Linked DNA regions of Mus musculus: region 2 is linked to region 1. The links are chromatin loops, found by intact Hi-C in ENCODE. Cell type or tissue: left cerebral cortex. All regions are shown on one strand. Links, peaks and the distances in the headings refer to the core of each region. The heading gives the core; the rest is flanking DNA.

Region 1 (10,972 bases), core at 4,765-7,264:
AAGTAGTGATGGGGCTTTCCCAAGCAAGCTCCGTAACCAGGATAGCCATAAAGGCAAACTCTGGCTTCTGTGAGAGACCCTGCCTTGATGTAAGTTGGAGAGCTATAGACAGCAACCTCGGGCTTCCACACAAGCATGTACAAGCATGTGCAAACACACACACACATGCACAAATACAGAGGCAAACACATGTAGGTATATAGACAGGTCATACACATGTCAAACAAATCTGACCAGTACTCCTCAAAAATGTCAAGGTCATAAGTGGGGCCAGAGGAATTGTGCTAATGACCCATAAGACAGAAACTAAACACAATGTGACACCCAAGAAGGATGCTGAGACAGAAGAAACTAAGGCAATCTAAAGTATGGCCTAATATAGCACCAACTATGACTACAAGCTAGAGGTAGCTGGGTGAATGGTGCCCTCTTGAAATCCCAGACCTGAGGAGGCTGAGGCAGGAGAATCACTTCAAGTTGGAGGGCAGCCTGGTCTACACAGAGTTCCAGGCCAGTCAAAGTGGCACAGTGAGATTCTGTCCAAAAACAAAACAAATTTTGAGTGTGAACTTTGTCTTGAAGTATACATTTGAATGCCTAGAATACATTCTGAAACAACTCCTTTAAAAATGTACTTTTAAACAATTTGTGGTTTGCATCCAAAGTAAAACTCAAACATGGAGGACGACAATGACCCCGGAAGCAGAGATGGAAGGTGCTGCTGCTTTCTGCTGCCCTGGGTTTCACTCTAAGGACTTCCTTGAGAGTCCGTCAGATGGTAATGAACCCTGAGAGTACCTCTGGGATGTGGACTTGTTAGCTAGCAACTCGCACCTGACATTTCCATGCAATCATTTTCTACCGTGCATTAGCTACATTGAAGCACTTATTCTTTCTCTTTGGCAAATAGACAGGGCACTGGCCTGGGGTGGGGGAGGCTGGGTAAACACTTCCCGGCCTGCCCGTTCCCATATTTCCAGGAGAACAGGTTTGGAGAGAGGCTTGAAACAGTACTTTATTACAGTTCCGGTACTACTTTAGCTGCGGGCCCAAAGACAATGAGACCAAATCCAGTTCTCAAATGTGCCTCAGCAGAGACTCTAGTGGAAGTGTATAGTCTCAGGCCTCCCCGCAGACCCACTGAGCCAGAAACCTGAGCCAGAATAGGGAGAGCAGTAATTCTGTATTGTAGCAAGCCTCTAGGTTATTCCAGCACCCACTCGAGTTTGAGAACCATCGGGCTGCTATGCACAGGGACCAGGGTTAGCACACACTCTATTCTTCCTAGCTACTGTGGTCACATGCAGACCCATGTGACCAGCTTGCAGTTGTTACAGTGTCTCGGAATGGAGTGTCCAAGTTCAAAAGGGAGTCAGGCTCCTGAACTGAAGGTGATTTCTACCTGGACTCAGCTGGGGAAAGGGATGGGGGAACGAGGTGGGTGGGAGGGATGGGGTGTGTGTGTTGGCTTGGTTCCAAATTCAGGAGTGCCTGGCTAGATCTTGCGTTTCCTTTAGCTCTTAAGTTTTTACTTTAAATAGCTTTAGTTTGGGGGTGTAAAACACAGCTGCTTAATGTACGCTTTTAAGGAGTTGTTTCGGAATAGATTTAAGGCATTAAAATATAGACACTGTAAATGGAAATTCCAGTTTCAGTGTAGAAACTGGAGTGTGGTGGTTTAAATATGTTTGGCCCAGGGAGTGACCCTAGTAGGAGGTGTGTCACTGAGGGAGGAGGCGTTGAGACCCTCCTCCTAGCTCCCTGGAAGCCAGTCTTCTCCTGTTCGCCTTCAGAGAACGATGTAGAACTCTCAGCTCCTCATTGCTGTCTGCCTGGATCCTGCCATGCTTCCCTCCATGATCATAAGGCCTGAGGCCAACCCTAATTAAGTGCTGTCCCTTGTAAGGGTTGCCTTGGTCATTGTGTGTCTTCTCAGCAAAGGAAACCCTAACTATGACTGACGCTGGAGTCTGATTTAGAAGAAACCTCCTACATTCACAGAGGCTTCCGGCTTCATCAGAGGCTGTAAAAACCTAGCTTTTATTATTGTCGGTCCGTCCCCCCCAATTTGGAGTGTGTGCATGCATGTGTGTGTATGTGTGTGCATGTGCATGTGTGTTGCCACCCTCATAATCTCTTATTTCTTCCTCGCCCCCTCCCCACGTCCCTTCACCCTGTCTCCACACACAAGCCCCTTAGCCCCGCCAGCAGCATACTCCAGCTTTACCCTCTGGAGCTGCCTCGAGGTCCTCAAAGGGCCCGTGGGCCTGCTGGTGGATCAAGTCCCTCAGGAGAATGGCAAAGCTGTAAACGTCTCCCTGAGGGGTGCCAGAACAGGGACTCTCCCGAAGCCGCAGCAGCTCTGGGGCTGTCCAGTAGAGCTCTGCAAGACAATGGGTACCACTTTGAAGCAAAGTTACCTCTAACCCCTTCCATGCTGTGGAAGTACATGAGGGCAATGTATCCTGAGAGGTTGGCCCTGTGAGAGTCTGCCTGGGAAAGCTTGCAATATCCATAAGGACCTCGGAGAAATGTCCAAGGAGGATGCTCCAAACAAGTTCATAGTTTACCCAGTACCGTAGTACAATAGCTGTTTCTATTTATTAAATGATAAACTTATATGTAAATCTAATAATTTGTTAAAATGCATTTCTATACGTTTTTTAATCAGTAAATGCTTCACTTGTTTGTCTGTTGTGCATAATTACACACCTGGAGTCAAATATGTGTGTGTGTGTGTGTGTGTGTGTGTGTGTGTGTGTGTATGCACATATATACAAATACATATATATATATAAATACATATATATATATATACATTCAGAATTGCATGTATATGTATTTTTAGTGAAAAGGAGTCATGTAAAAATAAATTAAGGTCTGACCTGAGAGACAGCACATTCGTAGTCTCAGCTGGCTTTTAAAAGACTGTGTGCTAGCTAGTTTTATGTCAGTTTGACCCAGGTTAGAGTTATCCAAAAGGAGGAAACCGCAATAGAGAAAATGCCTCCAAAAGATTTGGCTATGGAAGGGATCCATCCCATATACAATCACCAAACAGGCACTAATGTGGATGCCAAAAAGTGCATGGTGACAGGACCCTGATACAGCTGTCTCCTGAGAGGCTATGCCAGAGCCTGACATATACAGAGGCAGATGCTCCCAGCCAACCATTGGACTGATCACGGGGTCCCCAGTGGAGGAGTTAAAGAAAGGACTGAAGGAGCTGAAGGGGTTTGCAACCTCATAGAAAGAACAACAATATCAACCAACCAGACCCCTCCCCCACACCAGAGCTCCTAGAGACTGAGCCACCAACCAACATATGGAGGGACCCATGGCACCAGCCACATATGTAGCAGAGAATGGCCTTGTTGGGCATCAATGGGAGAAGAGGCCCTTGGTCCCGTGAAGGTTCAATGCCCCAATGTAGGGGAATGAAAGGGTAGGGAGGCGGGAATGGGTGGGTGGGAATACCCCCATAGAAGCAGGAGGATGGGATAGGGAGTTTCTGGGGGGGGATGGGGAAAAGGGATACCATTTGAAATGTAAATAAATAAAATATCCAATTAAAAAAAAGAAAGAAATGAAAAGAAAGATTTGGCTATAGAGCATTTTCTTAATTAACAGTTGATGGTGGAGGGTGCATCTCTTTATGGACGGAGCCACCCCTGGGCTGGCGGTCCTGACTCCTATAGAAAGTGCGCTGAGCAAGCCATGGGGAGCAAGCCAATAAGCAGCACTCCTCTGTGGGTTCAGCATCATCAGCTCCTGCCCCCAGGTTCCTGCCCCGTTTGAGTTCCTATCCTGACTTCCTTTGATAGAAGTGTAAACTCAATAAACCCTTTTGTCCCCAAGTTGCTATGGGTCATGGTGTTTCATCAGAGCAATAGCGGCCCTAAGTAGGATAGCCTGGCAGATCTCATTGTCCATACTGAGAACACAGAATGAAAACAAGAAGGAGCATAGAAGACAAAAGAGAAGAGCAATCATGGCTTTAGTGGCCAAATAAATGACAACTAGTCTCCTAACACAGACCTTAAACCAGCAGGTCTCAACCTTCCCAATGCTGAAAACTTTAATACACTTCATCATGTTGTGGTGACCCCCCCAACCATAAAATTATTTTCATTGCTATTTCATAACTGCAATTTTGCTACTGTTATGAATCATAAAGTAAATATTTTTGAAGATGGAAGGTTTGCCAAAGGTGTTGCAACCCACCAGTTGAGAACCACTGCCTTTCACCACAGATTCATGCCACCGCACGGTGATTTATGCCCTCGCCTTCTATGGATGAACTAAACAAGTCTGTTTTTTCAGCTGGGAAGGAAAAAACTACCCATAGGTTCCCACGAAAGTCAGCATCATGAACCAAAGACAGACAAGAAACCCTCTGACCATTTAGCCCACAGCAAGTGGATCTCAGCTCTGCCAATGGCTACCTGAATGGTCTGTGGCCTCCTGGTTGTAGCTCCTCCATGTGCTGCCGTGCTTGAACTCCCACAACCCAAATCCTGACAGCTTCAGCTGCATGTGACTATCTACCAGGCAGTTGGAAGGTTTCAGGTTGCCGTGAGACCTCAGTGGGCTCCCATGCAGGAACAGCAAGCCCTGCAGGAGTAATGACGAGCATATGAAACAGAACTGGAGGATGCAGCTCAAAGCAGTGCGCACACACACCATACGCCTCAAGCCGAGCTTGCGTATTTAGGGCCCAGAAGGAAGCAGGCTCAGAATTTAGAGACGATGCTTAATGTGGAAGATGTTTACAGGCTATAAAAAGGCAGAAAAACACAGCCAGCCGTGGGAGGGTAGATGGTTTTTTCCAGAGCACTGGGGCCTTTCCATGGGTGGGAGGGGCTAATGGAGCGTCTGGGACTGAGACAGAATGTTTATTTTAGGAAGGTAGGTGGGAGGAAGGAATAACTTTTTTTTAAGCTATCATATCTGAGACATGGTTAAAAAGGGGGGGATCTTGGCATTTGTAATTTCCCAAGGCAGACGTGGAGTTGTAAGAGGAAGGTCGAAGGGAAAGGCCCAAATTCCCTTCCTTGTTCAGAAATAACGCAGACTCTGCATTTCCGAGCTCTCGGGTTTGGGTTGTTGTTGTTGTTTTGGTTCGGGTGTTTGTTTGTTTTGTACTGCTGTAAAAGCTCTGGGTATCTTCATTTTTGGAACTGTGGGCAGAAAAGCAATCAAGCTGAACTGTCTAGGCGTAAAGTCAACACTGAGGTGTGAACCTGTGGCAGCCTGGGTGTTGTGGGCCCCTCTTACCTGCCTCGGAAACAGGTGTCAACCTGTGAATACCAAACAATAGTGTCTCCATCAAGGATAACTTTCAGGAGCAATAAAAGCCCCTTACTACACCTAACTCACGTGACCTTCCTGAATGACCCTAGAGAGGAGGGGATAGCCTCCTCTCACAATTGAGCAAAGAGAGGGAGATAAATCAGCGCGCCAGGCAGTCTGGTTGCAGTGATGGAGGTAGGCTGGGTGCTCTGAAGTCGGATTCCAACTCATGACCTTGTCCAGCTCCAGCGCCCTCTTCTGGGCAAGGAAGCCATGACAGGCAGACAGATGGTGCCGTCTGTGGAGCCCCACACTGTAGTATTGATTTGTGAACAAATAGCCGCTAGCATTCGCGTGCACATATGCTTCGCATGCATGACGGTGGCTGTGCGTGGTATTGGTTTGTGAACAAGTGAACAGCAGTAAACATTCACGGGCGCATGCCCTTCACAGCCTCACATTTAACCTTTTCTAAGCCTCGTTCCGCTTCTCAGTCATTGCAGTTTCAGTGTTCACCAGTAGGTGGCGCATAGCGCTGGGATAGAGCCCCCAGGCTTCACAGGCTTCAGAGCCCCTCGCTTCTCAAGAACTACTCAATTCCCCGGCCTGGGTGGTTAAAGGGAAGTGGGGAGAGGAAAGCGGACCACACTCTTCCAACACCCTTGCTCAAGAACAAACTAGATTCCACTAGGCTCAGAAACTGCTGGGAAGGAGAAGGGTGTCAGGCAGGCTGGCTGCGGAGGCACTGATGACACAGCAAAGAGGATCGGAGGGGACCATTCTTAAAGGTTTAGGATTCCTGAACCTTAATCCTCTTAGATAACAACAAGCTTGCTTCAGCGGGAACCCTAGGGCCAGCATTGCGTTGGAAGTGTGGACCGCTACAGATAGCAATGAGTAAATGGCCAGGAGAGAGCAGCTATCACTAACCCCACCCCTACATCGGGAGATGGGGTTCCTTTATCCCCGTGGCACCCTTGTTAAGATGATAAAACTGAACCCGATTCATACCAGCGGGCTATGGCCCAAGTGTGCAGTCTGCTGAGACCTGAACCCGATCCACAGCTCTCCCTGGCCTTGCAGACACGTCTGTGTGACAGGTCACAGAGACACGCAAGGTTTTGCTCCTGCCCTTGTCGGTCCCACCTCAGGCAGCAGACTTGTCTGGTGTTACACGGGGTCCCTTTCTTTATCTCACAGCAAACAAACAGCGTTTAAGAGCTGGGACTTTAGTGGAGCTCATTGCACATGTAAAATGAGCAAGCTTAGGGACCGCCGCGGTTCTGGGAATGCCGTTGTCTCCACCCGATTGCATGCATGGGTGTGTTTTTATTTTCCACCCTAATGAAGCAGTATGATGGTGCATACTGTCAGAGAACAAATAGAACTCTGAGTGTCTTCATGACTCACGAACCAGGCAGCATACACTTAGGCTGCTCTACCACCTGACTGTGGCCTGTACTACTTGCTCTACTGGAAAGTTCTGGAAGGTCCCCCGGGGCTCTTACACCTGGCTCTCTCCTGTTTGTGTTCTCTGGGGCTTAGCAGGAAGCATGAGAGAAAGCACAGGCTTTAAAGACAAACTAGCCACAACCCCCGGTCTGACACACTTACCAGTAGGGCCAGGAGCTGACTAGACCTCAGTTTAACTCCCTCTTGAAATCGGAGTAAATACTAGTAATAGTTAGAAAGATCAACATCGGATCAAAACCCAGTGCAAGTCACAGGTATGTTTTTAATTTTCCTTTCAGCAGCCATCTTAAGAAAAGCTAAACAAGTAAAAATAATTTTAGTAATATTGTGAATTTAATTTGGTGCATTTAAAAATCTTACTCCAGAATACAACCATTTTTTTTTTCACTAAGCCCTCAAAGCAAATGTGGATTTCTTTCATACTTGAGACATACCTCAAGTTGACCTGGCTCCATTTCCAGTGTTCATTATGAGCATGTGTGCCTTGTAGAACCATATTCAGATAGTACAGAGTTATTCCATAGAATTCTTGGGAGATATCAATGAGAGTGTAGTTTTTAATCGCCACACTAGAGTTATTAATGAGAGTGCTAATAATTATGTTTAGTAGTAAGAAATTAACATTGATTCCGTATCCGTTACAAGGTAGCCACAGTGCTAAGCGTTCTGTATACTTTAATTCTCAGAGCAACTTTGGGAGACGGGTTCTGATATGATCTTTATTTCTGAGTCTCAGGGTGGTGAAGGTCATGTGATCCGTATGTAACAGAGTTGGGGCTTAAATCTCTAAGTCAATTTCTGTAACAAACTGTTCCTTACTTAGATCTCGCCAAGGCTTGCTTTAGTTAGAAATGAAGGTTCGCCCCTCAGACCTCATCAAGGCTTGCTTTAGTCAGAAACGAAGGCTCATCCCATTGCTTTGGGATCCCAGAGGACAGGAAGATGAGCCCCACTCGTCTGTGTCCTCTATACTCTGACTCCAATCAAATCCAAAGTAAATATTCAACCCCTAACTCTGTCTGTAGGTTACTTGGAGAACTTGGAGAGTCTCTCTCTCTCTCTCTCTCTCTCTCTCTCTCTCTCTCTCTCTCTCTCTCATGCCTGATATAGAGAAAGTGCTGGTAAAACAGACATCAGAGAAAGGCTTATTTTTGTGATTGGCATGTGACAGTCTTAACTGCCCTTGTCTGTCTTTAAGAAGTGCCAGAGTAAAATAAACTTTTGACAGATGGGCGTTAAAAGTCTACAGCAATAATAACAATGGTTTTCCAGGGTTGCCCTTGGATACATAGTCATGGAGAAGATTGTGTTTGTCTACCTTGCTTGGCAACAAGATGCCAGCTTTTTACTGGAGCCTGGCAAGTCAGGCTCTCGCCAGGCCGAGTCAGTTTCTTGGGAGCGCAGGGCAGTAAAACCTTTGAGAAAGAAAGATTTTTAAACCAACATCCAGTCCACTCCCATGAACATGCAGAGAGTCATAGGCTAACAAGGCCACTCAGTCAGTCAGTGTCACAACCTCTAGAAAGACTCTGTGGCCCACCCGGCACCCAGCAGGGTTTGTTTATTGATGAGTGCAATGCCAGCTGCTGGTTGCACGGGCAGGCAGTTTCTACCATGGGTTAGTTGAGGTATCTTCCTCGCTAGCATCTACTTCCTGGAGCTTTTCTTAGCAAAAGTCCACACGGCAAACAAAGGACATCTGCTCGCTCATCCTGCTTGAGGAGATCAGCCTCGAGTTGCTAGATCATATTTATTAGATGTGGCACACTCCATGGCTCATCTTCCCAACTCAATACCTGCCTTCCCCATCCCTCCCCACCATCTGTATACCTACAGTGAGTCATCTTGGGCTTTTGTATCTAGCCACCCACACCCTGCATACTCCCTGCCTTCATGGCAGAGCTGGATCTCTCTCTCTACCCTCCTCTGAGTATTCCCTGCCATACCCTGATGGGCACCTACTTAGGAGATTGGCTCGTCCCTGTTATGAAACATAGCGGAAATCTCTAGTCCTTCATGCTACATAATGTGGTGTGGGACATGCCTGGACTTGAATCCTATTGGCTCTATTCCGTAGCTATGAGACTTGAGGCAAGCTATATGAGTGCTCTGTCTCCCATCTGCAAAACAAGAGTAGCATGTGTGCCTTGTATCCTGTTGTAAGAATTCAATAAGTCAATAAAACAAAATATAGTGGTCAATGCCTTTTGCATAATGGTATCCTCATAACGTGTGTGCGTATTCTGTTACAGTGACTATTATCATTCTCCTCTTAATTACAGGCAGTTCTTGCTTTCACATCCTCTCATATCACTGCCCCTCCCCCCTCCCCCTCCCCTCCCTCCCACCCCCACCCCCACCCCCACCCTGTCCTTTTAGCTTCGTGGTAGTGAGCCTCAGTCTCCGAGGAAGGACTCAATGGCTAGAGAGAAGAAGGGCATATCCTCAACTTGTGGTCAGGTAATTCAATTCGCCCTGGGATAAGAAGTTCTCCACAAAGTCTAAATGCCCTGTGCTTTCCTAAGGGGACGCGCACTCATTCCATCTTTAGAGTAAAGCACTTTTCCTGCTCAAGGTTTACGTGGATTAGAAAATGAGAGAACCAGGGAACGTCTGTCTGAATTGAACTGATCGAATTTCAACCTGGGGTCACTGAACCTAAAGAGCCTTCAAGAGAGCCAAAAGGAGATGAACCGCCATAGAGGGCAACTGTAGAATGTAATACTGTACGATGTGATACTCACATTGACTATGTCATACGCAAAGGAGAGCTTGAATATCCAATCTATCTCATGATCGGAGTTCCTCATAACATCCTAGAAAACAGTTATTTCCAGACATCACCCGGACTAGAGCTGACACACAGTGAGCCGACACACAGTGTGGCTGACACACAGTGGGCTGACACACAGTGAGCTTCCTACATGTATTTTTGGCTAGAACTAATGTGAGGTGGAGATGTGGTGCCTAAGTGGAAATCTTCACGGGCTCGGTATGGGGAGAGGAGATGGTTTTGAATTCTTATTAACACTCTTTTGTCCGACATGAGCCTAATGGTCTGGAGGAGGGTTACATTTAGAAGAAACCAAGTTCATAGAGTTTCCACCCAGAGCAGAGGAAAGCTGTCCTTGACAGCTCACTGTGCCTTGATCCCAGGAAGCAGCCCAAGGTAATTCAGGTCTCTCTATGAGACAGAAAGGAACCACGCACGGATGAATGGGAGAAAGCTGGATACTGTTTCCCAGGCACGGTCTAATAAATCACAACCTCAGATTTAACATCTCTGCTTACCTGGAGACTTCCTTTTTTGCAGTACTGTGTAACGATGCAGATGTTAGGTGGCTCTGTGCAAACACCAAAGAAGGGGACGATGTTTTCATGCTTTAGTTCGCACATCTGGAAACAATGGTGGCCATATCATGACATACGCCTCCACCTAGGGGGTTACTGTATGCTCTACCCACGTTGAGTTAATTCCTAAGGTGCTGTGAAGAAAGAACTTCCTTTTTACATTTTACAGACAAAGGAACGGATGCCTGGAAGGTGACATAGCCCGCTGCAGGGATACAATTGATAAACGACACAGCTGGAAAAACCCGGCAGTCCAGAGAGCAAACCAGATTAGCCAAGTCTAATCTAAGCTACGGGTGGAAACTAAACCTCATCATCACAGACAGATCCTGCATCGCCTCCCTAGTTGTGGCTGTTGATGCTGGTGTGTGACCCTGCATCACTGTCACAAAGCAAAGTGAAATACCCTCCCCCAGATCCAAGTTCAAAAGGAAGCAGGCAGCCGTCTGAGACAGAGGATGAAGGGTCAGAATTAAGGCCAGGAAACGTTAAGGGGACAGGTAGAGTTAGGTGAGAGCCAGAACCTCGGTCCTCTGGAAGAGCAACCAGTGTTCTTAACCACAGAGTAGAATGTTCTTAACTCGGATGATGTAGAAACATCGCCACTCATAAAAGGCCATGAGTCTGAGTCAGAAGCCTCTGCAGCAGAGAAAGTGTGATGGTCCAAGCTGGAAAAACACTACTGAACCTTTGGGACAGAGGCCACTTCTCACAATGAGAACAGAGAGGCAGCAGGGCAGAGAGGACCCTTACCAGGCAGACTTCCCGCCGCACAGTTGGCTTCTTAACCCAAGCTTCTGCTTCGTCACCAATATAGCAGAGGGCCACCTGATTTCCCTGAAATCAGAGACAAAGT
Region 2 (10,972 bases), core at 3,708-6,207, 1.3 Mb before region 1:
GCTTCTGAGATCAGTCCTCTTCACAGTACTATGTCTATAGACTCCCACCACACTCTCTCGTAGTAATAATCTTCAATGTAGATTAGTTTAAATGTATCTAACTGGGCTGGGGGAGCAGGCTTTTAATTCCAGCACTCAGGAGGCAGAGGCAGGAGGGTCTCTTGAGTTTGAGGTCAACCTGGTCTACAGAGTAAGTTTCAGGCCTGCTGGGAACACAGAGAAACACTGTCTTAGAAAAACACCCCACCCCCTATCTATCTATCTATCTATCTATCTATCTATCTATCTATCTATCTATCTATCTATCTATCTATCTATCTATCTATCTATCTATCTATCTATCTATCTATCTATCTATCTATCTATCTATCTATCTACCTACCTACCTACCTACCTACCTACCTACCTACCTATCAATGTTTAGTGGAAAACAGTATGTATTAACTAAGAGATCTGAACTGTGTGTGTGTGTGTGTGTGTGTGTGTGAGAGAGAGAGAGAGAGAGAGAGAAAGAGAGAGAGAGAGAGAGATAGATAGATAGATTACCTCAAAATTTAATTTTAGAATTAAATTACTTTGGATGTAGCCAAAAAACAAAACTGGAACTAACCATCTCCCATTAATCCCCTAAAAATATATATATTGAAAAATGTAAAGACTAGAAAAAATATCCATGTCTAAGATTACATAGTTGTTAAGTGAAGAAAAAATGAAGAGAAAGGACTTGTACTCTGATCCACCATACTCTGTTACCTGGTCCTCTCTTCAGCTCTATGTTACACCTGGGGAAATAACTTGGAGGCCCTTCAGAGAAACACACACATTTACTATGTTAGAGAGACGAGAGAAAAAGACCTTACGATGAATAGGAACTAAAGAAGGCTGAAGTAATACACTCTTCACAATCTATTGGAACGGGCAGCTCTGATGTCACTGACTGCTGTCAGAAAGAAAGCGACAGTGAATCAGAAGGAAGTCTCAGGAATGTGCACGTGTTTAGAGAGGAACGGTGGAGTACAAGCCACAGAAGAAGATCTTTTAGCACAGTCACACATGATATATGTAGCACACAGTGTTCTTTCCTAATCAGTAAGTTGAGCCATTCTAGTTGTCATCACTGACACTAGATATCTTGAAAATGCAAGACATAGTGTTAAAAGTGGTAGATAGAAAGGGGACTGTCACTCAAACCTGACTCCAGTGACATTCAACCAATCTGCAGCTTGATTTCCTCATGAATATTATCTATCCCAAACTGTAAGCATCAAGTAAAGAGTAGATAAAACAATGTCTAGAAATCCAGTATGGTTTCCTATTCTAAGTCAAACTTTCATGCATGATGGACGTGCTCTGCACTTCCAGTAAGGGATTTTCTAAGTCCAAACGTTTTCAACCTTTATAGACACCATATCCTCTAAGATGGCATGATCTGGTTAAACATGATTTAACACTTTTTATAAACTGACTTAAAGCAGCATGCACTGCTGACTCCTTAAGTGGTTTTGAATGTCTGGTAAAGCAATGTACACCACAGTATATAAAGCAATGTACACCACAGTATATAAAGCAATGTACACCACAGTATATAAAGCAATGTACACCACAGTATATAAAGCAATGTACACCACAGTATATAAAGCAATGTACACCACAGTATATAAAGCAATGTACACCACAGTATATAAAGCAATGTACACCACAGTATATAAAGCAATGTACACCACAGTATATAAAATCAAGGCTCAAAGCCTTGAAGGTTTTCAGTGATCAGTGAAGCGTAGAAACCTAAGCAGACTGTAATCAGGGGGTCAGGAGTCTGTTGTATGTTAAAAATAATATGCTGAATTTTTGGTAGAGATGACAAGTGACTTGATCCTTACCAAGAGAAATAATAATACTTTAAAGCATTTTGATTGTCTTTAAACAAAGTCCTAGTGTTTTTATGTAAGAAATATAGACATCATAGAGCCACAGCCCTATAGTCCCAAACTAGTTTATTTGCTAACCATGTGCTCTCACGTTCCCCAGTCCTTACTACCCCCACTGTTCTCCTTCCCGTCTCAGCTCAGCCGTTAAACATATGTGACACTGACCTACAGTAAAATACAGAGCCAATGCGATATATGTTGAATTGTCTAACTGCACCAGTTATACTCTGGCTGACCCTCCTTTGAGATAGGATCTGGATGCAGTTGCTTAGGTTGCTCTGGGACTCCTGGCCTCATCCCTGCTTCATCCTCAACAGTAGCTGGTACTACTGGTGCAAACCACTGGATCTGGCCTACTAGGCCATAAGAGTTAAATCCTAATTTAAGAGACTGAAGCACCAGAAAGAATTCTATAATATAAAGGCTATTTGTGGTAAGGGCTTTTAAGTAAATTCTTTTGTGACTATTAAGTCGGCTCTTTTAAAGTAAATTCAGTTTGGTTAGGTGCAGTTTCAAGTGGGCATGGCATAGGACTGTGGGAATAGCAATTTTTTTCTTTTGTATTCAAAAGTTGAAGTTGAATGATAGATGAATAGATTTTGGAGGAACAGAGGACAGGGCAGTCCAAGGGATCAAACTTAGGTCTTTGTGTACACTAGGCAAGCATTCATTGCTGAGCCACACCTCCAGCCCCCTATCAACTGTCCGATATTAGCTAATAAGAAAAGGGGAGAGAAAGTTCAGAGAGCACGTGCCTCCCAGCAGATACACAGTAGTAACACCCAGCTTTACTTAAGCAATTGCCCGTATGCCAGCAGAGTATGGACTGATAACATTCACGTAGAGAAGCTAACTGACATCAGATATCAGACAGTTGGAGACAGAGTAGATTCTATTCTGTGTAGCTAGCTGGCATCTGCTAGTATAATTGTGTTGCAACATGCTCAATTTGGTTAATTAACTCAGACTCATGTTAATAAAATGTGTGGTGTCTAGTTTCTGAAATGTGCCCAAGCCTCAGAAGAGGCCCTGCTCATGGGAGATCTGGATGATGCAGAAGCAGACACCACTGTTACAATCATCGTCATCTCATATAAAATACCTGGTTCAAAATTCAGTTCTAGGTGACAGTCTTAAAAATACTAACCAATAGCCTCTGTGAAAAGTTAATTAGTGGCTGAGATAGCTGGTTAGCTATTTCCATAGTATATAAGAAAAGAGAACTAGATAGTTTACATTTTCAAATGACAGTCCTCAAATCTCAGAAATTCTGTATAAAAACCTTGTGTCATCACTAAAAAATATACATTCTTTTTCCTAAAGTCCTCAAGAATCACTGAATTAGAATCTTTTTATGTGTTTGACATTGAACTTGGCGATCTCTCTCTCACACACTAACTTTCTAAATATTTTAATGCCCAATATGTGCCTAAATTAGACACTGCTTTAGAAGTTAATAATAATCATACTCTGACCACATACGGTATGCTCTGAAGCAAGCTAAAGTACTTTATATAATACTTGAATTCTGTTCAAATTTCGTTTGAAGCCCAGAGACCCTTAGCTAGTGGATGGGCATATTCCTCAAATCCAGGCCTGATTCTAAAACCTAGTTTTAACTATTATATTATTTAGCCTTCCTGAACTCGGTATTAAGATTGTTTCACAATCATAGAGGAGCACACTTCCTCCTATACAAAGAACTATTGAAACATGTTATTTTAACTTTCTGTATGATGGCTGACAGCATTCTACGATAACCTAAGAGATTCCTTTTAACTTTCAGGATGAAAAGTGAGTGTGGGGCAGGAGAACGACATGAGCTCTGCGTTCTTGGGCGGTTTTCTCTTGTGATTATAAACTAAATCCCACAGTTCTCTATTCACTGGGCAGGGCATGTTCCTAATGAACTAAGTGCTAAGTTTAATCTTGATTTTGCAATTTTTAATACGCAATCTTTACTACCAGAAAGCTATCACAGAAACAACAGGACCAATGAGGTCTTACAGAAGAATTTCAGGGAGAAAATACCATTGCCTAAATTGGACTGTGGCCAGATGGACAATAGTTACCTTGGTATCTGCCAAGATAACATCAAGATTCACATATTTGAATTACAGAGCTATACATCTTTCAACAGCAGTCTGCAGGGTGCCAGGACTTGAAACTCAAGAAACTATGCTGACATCAGTATACTCTGCTGTAGATTTCATTGCATCAGCTTAAAGCATAGGCAAAGTAGCAACATTTATTAAAGGGAGACAGTCTATACTGCCAGCCTAGAGCACTATGAAATACTCTACACACAGAGGCAAATCAAAGCCAAACCCTCAGCTTGACAGGTGGGATGGACTCTACTAGTGACAGGAGGCGCCGGCACATGGAGCTGCGTCTGAGAACCCAGTACTTACACAGTCAGTCAGGCCTCCAGTCTAACTTCTGGTTTGCATGAAATAAGAAAAGGAATCCCTTTCCAACAATACCTCTGTGATGACTTCTTAAAAATGTCAGTGTCGCAGAGGGGAAGACGATCTAAAGTTCTAAGGTGGCAATGTCCATGTATAATACAAAACTTTGACAGGAGTTTGATTTATATATTCTCTGTATTCTGTTTTACAAAATTGCCACTTTTCTTGGTTGTAAGAATACTGTATTCTGCAGATTCTCAACTTCGAAATTCTTAGCAAATTTATGTTAGGGTCTGCCTAACTGCAGACCTATAAATGACTTCTAGATAGTACTAAAGTTGGAATATGAATAGGAAAGAAATGTGTACATAGCAGAATCTTAACAATTACCAAGCAGGTAAATGGACACACATCACAAAAGGTGACAGCTGACTACAACAGTAAACCTCAGGAGAACAGGATTACTTCATTTTTTTTTCTGGAACATAGGTAGAGAAGGTAGATTTGTACTTTAATTTTCGTTTGGTTAGGTATAAGCATATTTCAATTTACCTGAAAATTGTTCTTTTTTTTTTTCTTGCACCTTTAGGAATCCAATCTGTAGTTATCAGAACGATTGACTTCTTGACTCCAAACGTCCACAGAAGGAACTACATGAGACAATGTCTTGGAGACACATAAAGCATTTTAAATATTTTTAAAATGTCCTTTAAAAGGATATTCACAATCGTAAACACCCAGGACTAACTACTTCAATATACCCTAACCCAGACTTCTAGTTGAAGCTTACATAGAGCTCAGAAAGGGGAGGCAGGACAGAAAGGGAAGAAAAATCAAAGATGAAAGGGAAGGTTTTGCTTTGCGGGTTGGCTCAGGGAAGTCATCTTTTTCTTTGATAGCTGGGGTGGAAACCGGTTTCTTTGGTTCCCAAAATTTGGAGTTTCTAAAGGCCAGGGAGTGAAAGTACTGTACTCGACAGGAACTCGAGGAGGCGTGCACCGTGCCCCACTGTGCAGACCTAGGGACTGCGGGCCTGGCCTCGCCCGGCGGCCGATCCGGCTGCCTCGCCCTACAGGGAACCTCAGAGGGGCGGAGGGAAGGCTGGCCACCGCCCCACCAGCCGGAAAGGAAACCCTCTGCCAGCGGAAGCGGCCCGGGGCCTCCGCTTAGTCTTCTCCCAGCTCCCTCCCTGCGGTTCATCCGGCCTGGCCGGCCCTGCTGTAGGGCGTCAGGGACACTTACCTCACTCGTCAGCTCTGGGAGAGGAGGCACCCCCTGGGGCGCAGGCGGGGTCCGGCTACTCCCACCTCCTGGCCATGACCCTACTAGGAAGTGCAAGCGCAACTTCCGGTGCGAGGGAGTTTTGAAGCCCTAAACTGTAGTTCTAGGTAAGCGATCAGGGGCTCCGTAAAGGGTCTGGCAAGCAAACCGGCAGTTCCCGATCGCGAATTAACTCGCCCAGTGTGGACTGTGTGTGTGCACATCCTCCGTAAGTATACTTACAGGTGCATCCCTTTCCAGACCGCTCTGCTGTTGCCTGGGGTAACGGGGAACCAAAAGCAGGAAAAACGTACGTCAAACGGGTGACAGGAAACGCCTCCTGCCATCATCAATTATGGCTGCCTGGGCTTCAACCGTAACTTCCGACTGGGAGTCGTTTCTCTACCCGGCTGGAGGCTTTTCTCTGTGGCGGAGCTAGCCAGCGGCGCCCAGTGGGCGGGAGACCGCGCACTGCCGCGGAGGAAAGGAAAAGGGCGGGGACAGGGAAGCTGGCGCCAAGGTTTCCCTCTGATTGGGTGACTGCTTTTGCTCTGGCTCCGCCCATCCCTCCTCCCTAGCGAATGCCCAGGCTCGCTCAAGGGGGCTGGGGCGGGGCGATTGGAGCCAGAGTGTGTGGAGGGGCGGGGCGAGTGGGGGAGGGGCGGGGGGGCGGTGGCAGGGGAGCGTCGCTCGGGGAGCGGAGGACGAGGAGGAGGAAGGAGGTGAGCAGGGATGGTGGAGTCCGGGCTCCGGACGGCAGCCTGGGGCGGGAGCGGCACAGGAGCGCCCGTGGGCCGGTTCTCTGCTTTCCTGCCTGTCGGGGGGCCCGGCCGGCCGTCGGTAAGGGGAGGCCCACACGTCCTGACAGGCGCGAGCCGCCGGAGCCGGGGCGAGGCCTGAGGGGTCGGGGCCCTGGGAGGCGCCGCGGCCGCTTTCCGGGGTGCCACGGCCCGGGGCGCCGGAGCCTCGGAGCCGCTGCCCGCGCGGGGCCGGCGGGCGGGACACGGGGAGCGGCAGGCTGCCCCCTGACAGCGCCGGGCCGGGCCTACTGCGGAGCGGGCGGCCGGGACAGCGCCGGGGCGCGGGCGCGGGCCCGGGGCGGCGAGTCAGTCGCGCTCCGGCTGCTCCGGTCTCTCGGCGCCTCCCGGCCGGGACTGCGGGGCTGCCCGGGTCGCGAGGACGCTTGGCGCCGGGCGGGCGGGCGGGCGGGAGGGCGGGCGCGGCCGTAGGGCTGTGGGGTGGGGTCTCTGCGCCTCCACCCCAAAGTCCTCGGCGCTGAGCGGTCTCCTCCTCGCAGACCCTGCGGGACGAGTGGTGGGTTCGGCGTTGGGTGTGTTGCCGAGTGAAAGGAGTTGTGGCCGCAGAGACCGCCCTGCTAAACACGCCTGGTGGCAATCTCCGTGTCGGCTTTGAGGGCTGGAGGAAAAGTAGTGTAACTCCCCGCCCCCAGCTCGGAACGCAGGAGGCTGCAGGGCAAAAAGATTTTCCCCCTAGCCCCTCGGTATCCATTGTTTTGTACCATCCCCTCCCCCATGCCTAGGTAGAAGAATAAGGACTCCAAAGCAGTAATTCGCCCGCCTCTCTCTCTCTCTCCCTCTCCCCTCGCTCCCCCGTCCCTCTCCGCAGAGGTTTGTGTTAACAGTGCAAGTGGGGGGTTTACAAACAGGTGGAATTGCTTGTCTATTTGGGAATCGGAAAGAAGATGCTTTTGGGGTGTGTTTTTTTTTTTTTTTTTTTTTTTTTCATCTCATCTCACCTTTACATTTGGGAGATTCGATTTTCTTCCCATTGGTTTGTATCATTATGAAGGTGATGAAAATAAAAGAGGAAACCCTGTTTTGCGACCTATCCCCACAAGTATTTTTGAGGACTCAAGGGAAGTAAAAAATCAGCTTGCAAATGTGGACTGTGTGGTACATTGGTCTGCAGCAGGATGGTTAATCTGGGAGCTTACACCGGTGTAATCGCGTACACTCTTTGTGGATGTCAGAAGTTCTAGCATCTACCCGGAAGGATTGCCGAATCAAAAACTTAGCTGTTTTTCAGAATCGAATGGTAGACTTGTGCAAGCAAGTGTTTTTGTGTGTAAGTCATCAGCCCTGACAAAGATGTTTGATTTTTAAAGACCTGCGTTTACTAGTACACTCATTCCTTCAGTCACCCCTCCCTGGCATTGCCTTTGTAACTGTTCTTTGCTATGTATTTGAAGAAACTTAGAGGTTTAGCTATTCACAATTTGTAATGTTCACCAACTCTACAAATTAAATTGCAACTATATTTGAATTCTTCAAATGTTTTTATTTTTCATATGAGAGTTAAAGATAAACTACCTAAATGCGTACGTTCGTCAGTCATTCACCACCACGGGTTTAGGCTGCACACTCAAAACTTTCTCAGTGAGAAGTCTTCCAAACTTATTAAGACATAAAGTATTTTTATTTTAGTTTGAGTATGCATTTGCAAAGTAAAAGAGACAGAAATAAAGGGTTTTGTTTAAGGTTTCTACCTTTTAAAGGACTAAATGTAACTTAAAGGTAACATGATATTCCGGGCGTAGTGGCACACCCCTTTAATCCCAGCACTCAGGAGGCAGAGGCAGGCGGATTTCTGAGTTCGAGGCCAGCCTAGTCTACAAAGTGAGTTCCAGGACAGCCAGGGCTATACAGAGAAACCCTGTCTCTAAAAACCAAAAAAAAAAAAAAGTAACATGAAATCACACTCTTGCAATCTCAGTTTGAAGTTAGTCTTGACCTCACTCTAGCCAAGTACATTTATCCCTGATGCTTAAGTTTCTGAAGAAACTATATTTGTCACATTTGGCATTTCCTTTATGATATTCTCAGTGTTTTTCTTTCATTACTCAGAAGTTAGTATGTATTGAAAGATGGTATAAAGAGAGACATTAGTATTTCCAACCTGGATTACATTTTACTTTGTTTTTCTTAGATGTCATAATCAGAAATTAGATCAGAACTGTTTTTGGTAATTGTGGCAAGTATAGATCATAAGTCAGCATGTGAACTTCAAACCAGTCATAAATTTGAGGTACTTTATTTTTAAATAGGAACAGGAAAATTATGATTTTTGATGTGCTTGTAGAAATTCATTTAACATATTATCACATTGGGTTGAGGGTGTAGCTCAGTAGTAGAGTGTTTACATAACATGTACAATTCCCTGGGTTTGATTTTCCTAGTCCTGCGATTGATCAATCAATCAATCAATCAATCAATCGATAGCTGTTCTTTATGTGTCTCAGGACGATGGCTTTCCCTCTTCTAGCTAGTCACTATTCTATTCTATATGAGCTAACCTCAGGGTGGCTGCTGGCTGTTGCTGAGATGTGAGCGCGTTTATCCTTACGTGCATGAGCTTTTCCTTGCTTGTGTATGTGCAGCACATGGACACTTGACAGAGGCCAGGAGATGTCACACACCCAGGGACTGGAGTTACAGACGCTTGTGAGTGGCCACCTGTGTGCTGGGAATAAAGCTCTGCTTCTCTACAAGAGCAGCCATAATGTTCTTAAACTGCTGAGCCATCTTTCCAGCCTCAAATGTAATTTGTTTTGTTTTCTATTATCAATATCAATTGTGGATAAAATTGGGCTGTTTTGTGCAAGTAATAATTTTATTCATATTTTTTAAAATTTGCTGAATTAACAATGTTTTGTATATTATGTTTTTGAAAGATTCTTGTTTTTAAAAAGGTAATTTACATATAAAAGAACTCTTGGCATTTTAGATCAGAACAAGAACTAGGCCTCTTGTGTGTAGATGTAAGGGTATGAGTATTTGGAGGGTGAAGATGGAATGAAATAACATCTCTGAGGTCAGTTGCTATGTCCTTCTTGTGTCTTTCACGTATGAAGAAGCATAAAACCTTTGCTTTAACCAAGACAGAATTTAAACCAGAAAACAACCCGATAAGTTCCCTCAGTGAGTTCTGAATTTTGTTGCTTAGACATGGTGTAAGACTTCTGGAATTTGTTTACAAATTTATCTAAATTAAGGGAGGGGAGTTGGATATCAGGAAGTGTCAGTGTTTGTTTTTATTAGACTATTAGTGAGTTGGTGAATGTTTTCTTGTGAGTGAATTGATTTGGCTGTATATTTTAGCAGAGTGAGATGTAAAACGATACTTGAAATGAGTCGTGTAAATAATTAGGTTGGTAGGTAATCTTATTTAATGTTAGACTTAGCATATTCTGTGCATTAGATATTTTGTATTATACAGTTTATAATTTAAGGCTAATGAACAAAGCATGAACATAACCATGTGCTAGTCTTACCTTACTCTCAACTGCTGCGCTTCCGTAAGCACGCCACACCACATCAAAGCTGTGCCCTGTAGATCTGTTTTACAAGGATTTTCTCTTAATGAACTAAACTCTCAATATTCTTATCTACTTGTCTAAACTTGACTTTAAAATGTGCAGTTTCATAAGTTACAAGTATGTTTGAGCTTGGCATGTTGCATAGCATCTGAAATGTGCTTGTTACTCAGAACAGGGTGGAGAAAACATTTGTTACGTCTGAAAAAGAACGCGTGCTCTAAAATAAGTACTTATTTTAAAGTAAAATAGTTTTATTCAATGTATTCTCCCTGTCCCCAACTTTTTAGCAAGGCATTGTTAGTTCAGTGAAGCAAAGTTGGAACACATAAAAAGAATATTATAATTACAAAGCGGTCTTAAGCTTTTGAGATGATAACATGTATTTCTTGAGTAAGTATGTAGTTCTCATTGTCAAGATTGAAAGAGAACTAATTAGATTTCATACTGCCTCATTACAACTTAGTCAGAAATGATAACACAAAGTAGCGAATTCTGTACAAGTCAGGGCTCTTCTCTATGGAAGAATGAACGTACTGCTTGTATCTAAACTATGGTTCAAAGGGTGAAATCAGCCCATGTAGTATACCTGAGAGGTTTATGAATTGTTTTTTTGTGATGTCTTTATGACACTATGAATTTCTAATGTTTCAGTATATTACTTACCCTCCATTGCTATCCAGAAAGCCTACCATTTTAATGATATAATTTTATAGCTGATAAATTTTTTATTTGGGGCTGGGGAGATGGCACAACCTTATGTAGCCAAAGTTAGCCTCAAACTCTGAAGTAATAGGCTGGCCTGCAACTGAACCCATCACCTCAGCTTCTGGAGTGTGGGATTTTATAGAGTGAGCTACCATGCCTTCTTTTAAAATTCTTTTTTCACTAATGTTCTAGAAGTAATGATTAAATGACTTGTTCTGATACAAGTAGTTCCTAGAATTTGAAATTAACTTTATTTCAGGATTTCTAGCTTGTAAGGTAAATACTCCTTGTTTCCTGCTTTCCTTAAGTTATGGTTTGTTGCATGAATTGGACAA

What was found. Peaks named below come from ENCODE experiments on the same cell type or tissue, not always from the same donor. Only the 100,000 strongest peaks of a DNase experiment are listed, where the experiment ranks them.
Region 2: a loop joins it to region 1, with 3 times the contacts of the local background. A loop is called at or near these places in 4 of 42 quality-filtered maps.

What each region holds. Positions count from the first base shown.
Region 1 is chr19:55,212,818-55,223,789 of GRCm38, forward strand. It overlaps Gucy2g (guanylate cyclase 2g), which reads right to left. Exons shown (of 21, transcript NM_001081076.3): 10 at 10,870-10,953; 11 at 10,057-10,161; 12 at 9,510-9,581; 13 at 4,446-4,614; 14 at 2,228-2,383. Among named protein-coding and RNA genes, the nearest start is that of Gucy2g, 23 kb to the right of the region's middle. In left cerebral cortex, for the core only: a CTCF peak has its summit at 5,750; DNase peaks (open chromatin) are centred at 5,597, 5,783 and 6,655; H3K4me3 peaks cover 649 bases; H3K27ac peaks cover 2,045 bases.
Region 2 is chr19:53,938,578-53,949,549 of GRCm38, forward strand. It overlaps Bbip1 (BBSome interacting protein 1), which reads right to left and starts at 6,050. Exons shown (of 4, transcript NM_001195338.1): 1 at 5,579-6,050; 2 at 4,889-5,002. It overlaps Shoc2 (Shoc2, leucine rich repeat scaffold protein), which reads left to right and starts at 6,299. Exons shown (of 9, transcript NM_019658.6): 1 at 6,299-6,436. In left cerebral cortex, for the core only: CTCF peaks have their summits at 4,975 and 6,060; DNase peaks (open chromatin) are centred at 5,652 and 6,057; H3K4me3 peaks cover 1,528 bases; H3K27ac peaks cover 1,480 bases.